Regions from separate parts of the Homo sapiens genome. Here region 1 is linked to region 2. Evidence: read pairs that join two places in POLR2A ChIA-PET (ENCODE). Cell type or tissue: Panc1. All regions are shown on one strand. Each heading gives the region's core, and the rest is flanking DNA. Links, peaks and the distances in the headings are about the cores only.

Evidence for each region. Peaks named below come from ENCODE experiments on the same cell type or tissue, not always from the same donor. Only the 100,000 strongest peaks of a DNase experiment are listed, where the experiment ranks them.
Region 1: POLR2A ChIA-PET joins it to region 2 with 7 read pairs; 3 of 35 experiments call an interaction of 5 or more read pairs at or near these places.

What each region holds. Positions count from the first base shown.
Region 1 is chr7:101,923,043-101,925,952 of GRCh38, reverse strand. The region is part of intron 2 of CUX1 (cut like homeobox 1); the gene reads right to left. Among named protein-coding and RNA genes, the nearest start is that of CUX1, 110 kb to the right of the region's middle. In Panc1, for the core only: no CTCF peak of the experiment used is centred there; a DNase peak (open chromatin) is centred at 1,602.
Region 2 is chr7:101,701,651-101,704,560 of GRCh38, reverse strand. No RefSeq gene overlaps it. Among named protein-coding and RNA genes, the nearest start is that of MYL10, 74 kb to the right of the region's middle. In Panc1, for the core only: no CTCF peak of the experiment used is centred there; no DNase peak of the experiment used is centred there.

The sequences.
Region 1 (2,910 bases), core at 225-2,724, 220 kb before region 2:
TTGTTTGTTTGTTTTGAGACGGGGGTTATAACTCTGTCACCCACATTGGAGTGCAGTGGTGCAATCATGGCTCACTGAAGCCTCAATCTCCTGCTAGACTCAAGCGACCCTCCTACCTCAGCCTTCTGAGTAGCTGGGACCATAGGTACGCACCACCACTCCCAGCTAATATTTCTATTTTTCTGTAGGGGTGAGGTCTCACTATATTGCCCAGGCTGGTCTCCAACTCCTGAGCAAAAGCAATCCATCTGCCTCAGCCTCCCAAAGTGCTGGGATTATAAGCGTGAGCTACTGCACCTGGCTGAATTTTTTTTTTAAATAACAGCTTTATTGATGTATAATTTATATACCATACAACTCACCCATTTAAAGTACACAGTTCAGTGGCATTTGGCATATTCAAAGTTGTGCAAGTATCACCACTGTCTTATTCTAGGACATTTTTATATTCCAAAAAGAAACCTCATACCAACTATCAGTCATTCCTCATTCCTCTATCCCCTCACCCCTGGGGGTTTCTATCTCTATAGAAATCTACTTTTGGCCAGGCACTGTGCCTCATGCCTGTAATCCCAACACTTTAGGAGGCCGAGGCAGGTGGATCATTTGAGGCCAGGAGTTTGAGACCAACCTGGCCAACATGGTGAAACCCCATCTCTATGAAAAATACAAAAAAATTATCTGGGCACAGTGGCACATGCCTGTAGTCCCAGCTATTTGGGAGGCTGAGGCAGGAGAATTGCTGGAGCCTGGGAGGCAGAGGTTTCAGTGAGCCGAGATCGAGCCACTGTACTCCAACCCGGGTGACGGAGTGGAATTCTAGCTCAAAAAAAGGCCCCATTGTGTCACATCAGGGCTGTGGGCCTTCAATGAAGCCAACTCAATGGGCTCAACGTGATGAAAGGAAAATGAGGCTGGGCTTTTCACTTTTCTGTGTGCAGTGGTTTTAGGGTCTAATGAGGAGTAAAACAAGATTTGTTGATAACAGAGAAGAGTTGAGAGTCCAGTGGGTAACACTGACATATCAAGGAGTAGCCGATGATGCCTGGATGCTGTTTCATGTTTAGAAAGCATCAAAGGCCAGGTGTGGTGGCTCACGCCGGTAATCCCAACATTTTGGGAGGCTGAGGTGGGAGGATCGCTTGAGCCCAGGAGTTCGAGATCAGCCCGGGCAACAAAGTGAGACCCCCATCTCTACAAAAAATAAAAAATAAAAAAAAATAACCAGGTGTGGTGGTGCACGCCTGTAGTCCCAGCTACTCGGGAGGCTGAGGTGGGAGGATCATTTGAGGCTGGGAGGTTGAGGCTGCAGTGAGCTGAGATCATGCCACTGCTCTCCAGCCTGGGCCACAGAGCAAGACCCTGTCTCCAAAAAGAAAAAAAAAAAAAAGGAAAAAAGTAATTGGGATGATATGTGACTTTGCTAAATCCTCACGTCAATGCCAAGATGGGGTTACAACGATCACCCTCACTTCACCACCTGACTCGCCCAGGGTCCTGGGGGGTGTGCAGGGCCATGGAGCCCTGGTGACTATCTCAGGGCAGCCTGTGCACCACGTGTCCACTGGAGTCGCAACTTTATTTTTAAGTGACTCTCTTTTTCCAGGCTGAGTCACTCTGGTGGTGTCTATATAAAGGCTGTCGAGGCAGTGACTAAATGCGTTTGGGCCCAGGCCACAACTATATATTACTACCCTCCACTCCCTCACCCATCCTGCTAGCTCCTTTTCTCACCGAGAGTGAAAAACGAATCATAAAAGTTCACAGCATCTTCCCATCCTCTGTCCTCCTCCCCATGGCAGAGATAGCATCAGGTGCGTGGCTTCCTGGCTTACCCCGCACACAGTGCATCCTGATCAATAAAAAGGAGGGACCTCCTCCCCTCACCGTGCCTGCCAGGGTCGGGAAGGAATCCACAAATCTAGCCAATTTCAACGATGGTAAAAGATTCCTTTCCAAGTCCTATCTCAAGACAACTCCCAAGCCTGAATTTTTACAACTGCTACCCGGGAACACAGAAATCAGAGAAATGCGCCAGGCCGGCGTAGAAGGGGCAGAGGAAGATGTTGGCACCCAGGAAAGGAAAAGAAAGTGGATGGGCAGTTCTGTGAGCAGCACAGGGTGCTCCCTGTTGCAAGGTGGGCATGCTGAGCCAGGCGTCTCCGACAGTCAGGGCTGCCGCCGCAGCCAACAAGAGCCAGGATGGAGACCTGGGTGTGACATCATGTGCATCTGAGCAGGACAGGTGTAGAAAGCACAGACACAGACTGTGAGCACCGCAGACCAGGCATCGTTGGGATTAACGTTCCAGAGATCAAGAAATGTAGAGGCAAAAATACATCAGGGCAAAAATGACCAGTGACGGCCCCTGAGCCGCAGCTCGGCTCTCCTCCCAGAGCAACGGGGTCTGTTTTAGAGGAGACAAAAATTAACTGAGCAAAGTCCTGCAGACAGACACCCAAGAAGCGTTCTGGAGTAGGACTGGGCCGACTGACGTCACCAGGATGAGGGCTGGGGATGGTTTCATGATAAAATCACAGCATCTCAGGAATGTGGTTCTCCTCCTCTCTTTTCTCCCATCAGAGAAGGTTCCTCCCATATTGAAAAGAAGCAGAACAAAACCCAAAACCATCCCTGAGCTCTTTCTGGAAGCAAGCCTAACACAGACGACCATTTATTGGAGAGTTGAGCATCACATTCAAATAGCAGAGCCCTGAAGCCAGGCCGATGTCGCAGGAGCACTGGGGGTTTCTCCAGGGAGGACCCCACGCTGGGTTACCTGGTCTCCAAACTGTCCAGCCACTCTCCATCCACTAACTCCCTACAGCCAGGCCAGTGAGCCGGGGCTGCAGGTCAGACATGCTGCAGACCTCCCGTAACCTCGCCTCCAGAAGAACTCTGGAATCACAC
Region 2 (2,910 bases), core at 275-2,774:
CTACAACCTCTGCCTCCCAGGTTCAAGCAATTCTCCTGCCTCAGCCTCCTGAGTAGCTGGGATTACAGGCACATGTCACCACACCTGGCTAATTTTTTTGTAATTTTAGTAGAGACGGGGTTTCGCCATGTTGGCCAGGCTGGTCTTGAACTCCTGACCTCAGGTTATCCATCTCCCTCAGCCTCCCAAAGTGCTGAGATTACAGGCATGAGCCACCGTGCCTGGCCCCATTATTATTATTATTATTATTATTATCATCATCATTATCATCATCATCATCAACTTAAATGCTCACTATTCCCCCTCCTTGGTTTTGGATTTTAAGTCATTGGAAGATGGTCCCCAATCCAAAGTTATAAAGGGATTCATTCATATTTCTTCTGGTTCTCTTATGATTTTAATGTTTACATCTAAATCTTGGGCCCATTTGGAATTTGTTTTTGTGTTCTGGCGAACAGATTCAGTTTTATTTGTTTCCAGGTGGTTTCCTGGTTTTACCAACACCATTTATTAAAAAGCCCATGCTTACCTCACTGATGTAAGGCCCTCTTTATCATATGCTAAATTCCACTATGTTTTGGTGTACATTTTGGGGCTTTGTTTCCTGTTCCATTGACCTGTCTACTCATATGTGGTAAGTAATTAGGAAACTTGTTTTTAGGCCAGGTGCAATGGCTCACGCCTGTAATCCCAGCACTTTGGGAGGCTGAGGCGGGTGGATCACCTGAGGTTAGGAGTTTGAGACCAGCCTGGCCAACATGGTGAAACCCTGTCTCTACTAAAAATGTGAAAATTAGCCAGGTGTGGTGGCGCATGCCTGTAATCCCAGCTACTCAGGCGGCTGAGGCAGGAGAATTGCTTGAACCCAGGAGGCGGAGGTTGCAGTGAGCCATTGCAGTCATTGCAGTCCAGCCTGGGTGACAGAGCGACTATGTCTCAAAAAAAAAAAAAGAAAGAAAAAAAAAAAGAAAACTTGTTTTTACATGAAAACCAACGCTGATTGGGCGTGGTGGCTCATGCCTGTAATCCCAGCACTTTGAGAGGCTGAGGCAGGAGAATCACTTGAGCCCAGGAGTTCGAGACCGGCCTTGGCAACCTGGTAAGACTCTATCTCTACAAAAAAATTAAAAATTAGCCTGGCGTGATGGGTGGTGGTGTGCACCTATGGTCCCAGCTACACGGGAGGCTGAGGTGGGAGGATTGCCTGAGCCTGGGAGGTTGAGGCTGCAGTGAACCATGCTGGTGCCACTGTTCTCCAGCCTAGGAGACAGAGGGAGACCCTTTCTCAAAAAAAAAAAAAAAACCCAAAACAAAAACCAACACTGTATTACGGAGCAGGATGGGAAAGTTGCATGTATTTTTCAAGATAAAACTCTTGCTCCCAGCTGGGCATGGTGGTTTACGCCTGTAATCCCAGCACTTTGGGAGGCCGAGGGGGGCGGATCACGAGGTCAGGAGTTGGAGACCAGCCTGGCCAACATGGTGAAACCCCATCTCTACTAAAAATACAAAAATTAGCCCGGCATGGTGGCATGGGTCTGTAATCCCAGCTACTCAGGAGGCTAAAGCCGGAGAATTGCTTGAACCTGGGAGGCGGAGATTGCAGTGAGCCGCGGTCGGGCAAAAAAAAAAAAAAAAGAAAAAAGAAAAGAAAAGAAAAAACGCTCTAGCTCCAAGAGATTCTGAGCTTGTCCCTAACTTTTTCTCCTCTCTCACTGTCCCTCCACTCTCTCCTCCACACAGTGGACCCACCTCCGGTATTAATCACTCTCTTGCCAACAAGAGAATTGCACTCCTGGTGCTCTTAAAGGTTATTAGCTGAGTTGTCCCCTCCTCCAGGAAGCCTTCCTGGACATCTCCTTGCCCCCAGGCAGAGTGAGTAATTTGCCCAGCAAGCCAGTCACTAACCCTGAGCTTGGAAAGCGAACCCTGAACTCACTTCTCTCAAAGCACCTATTAGCGTTATTGGGCGGTACTGCAGTCGTCTGTTTACTTGTGTCGGGCTGGATTCCTCCCGGTCATGAAGCAGTCAACGTGCTGCATACTCATTTATAGGGCAATAATCTGGGGAGTGCCACGTGCAACGTGTTTGAGTCTTGTAAAGTGTCAATCAATCCCTGGACATTTCCCGAGTCCCCTCTTGGGACTTGGCGCTAGATGTCTCTCCTCCGTTGCCCCCCATCCCTCAGTCTTGCTGCCCCCTCCCATGGGCTCCATGCTAACTCCCTCCCTCTCCCCCAGGCTGTGCCTCCTCACCCTGGGAAAGAGGACTTTGTTTTTTTATTTATTTTTATTTTTATTTTTATTTTTTTGAGACAGAGTCTTGCTCTGTCGCCCAGGCTGAAATGCAACGGCGCGATCTCAGCTTCCTGCAACCTCCGCCTCCCGGGTTCAAGCGATTCTCCTGCCTATCCTCCGAAGTAGCTGGGATTACAAGCATACACCACCATGCCTGGCTGATTTTTGTATAGTAGAGATGGGATTTTGCCATGTTGCTCAACTCCTGACCTCAGATGATCCACCCACCTCGGCCTCCCAAAGTTCTGGGATTACAGGCGTGAGCCACGGTGCCCGGCCAGGAGCATTTCTTTAGTCCCTTCTCTGCTGATCAGGAAGTAGCACCCCTTCCTCAAGTGTCTGTTGCTTGGTGCCAGTCCCTGCAAACCAAATAGACCCTGGGCTGTGATGGAGGTGCCGCTGTTATTTAACTGTATAGCTCAGGGTGTGGGAGGATGACGGGGCCATTGTCTGACCTTCTCCTTGCTCTGCACCGTCCGAGGGGAGCAGGCCCTGACAGCCTGGATGTTTGGGGGTAACGTCCCTCAAAAACATTCTTCCTACACCTGGATCTCCTCTTTCTGTTTGTTTCCCAGGACCCTCTCATTCAATCCGGCTCCCCGTCCTTCCGCA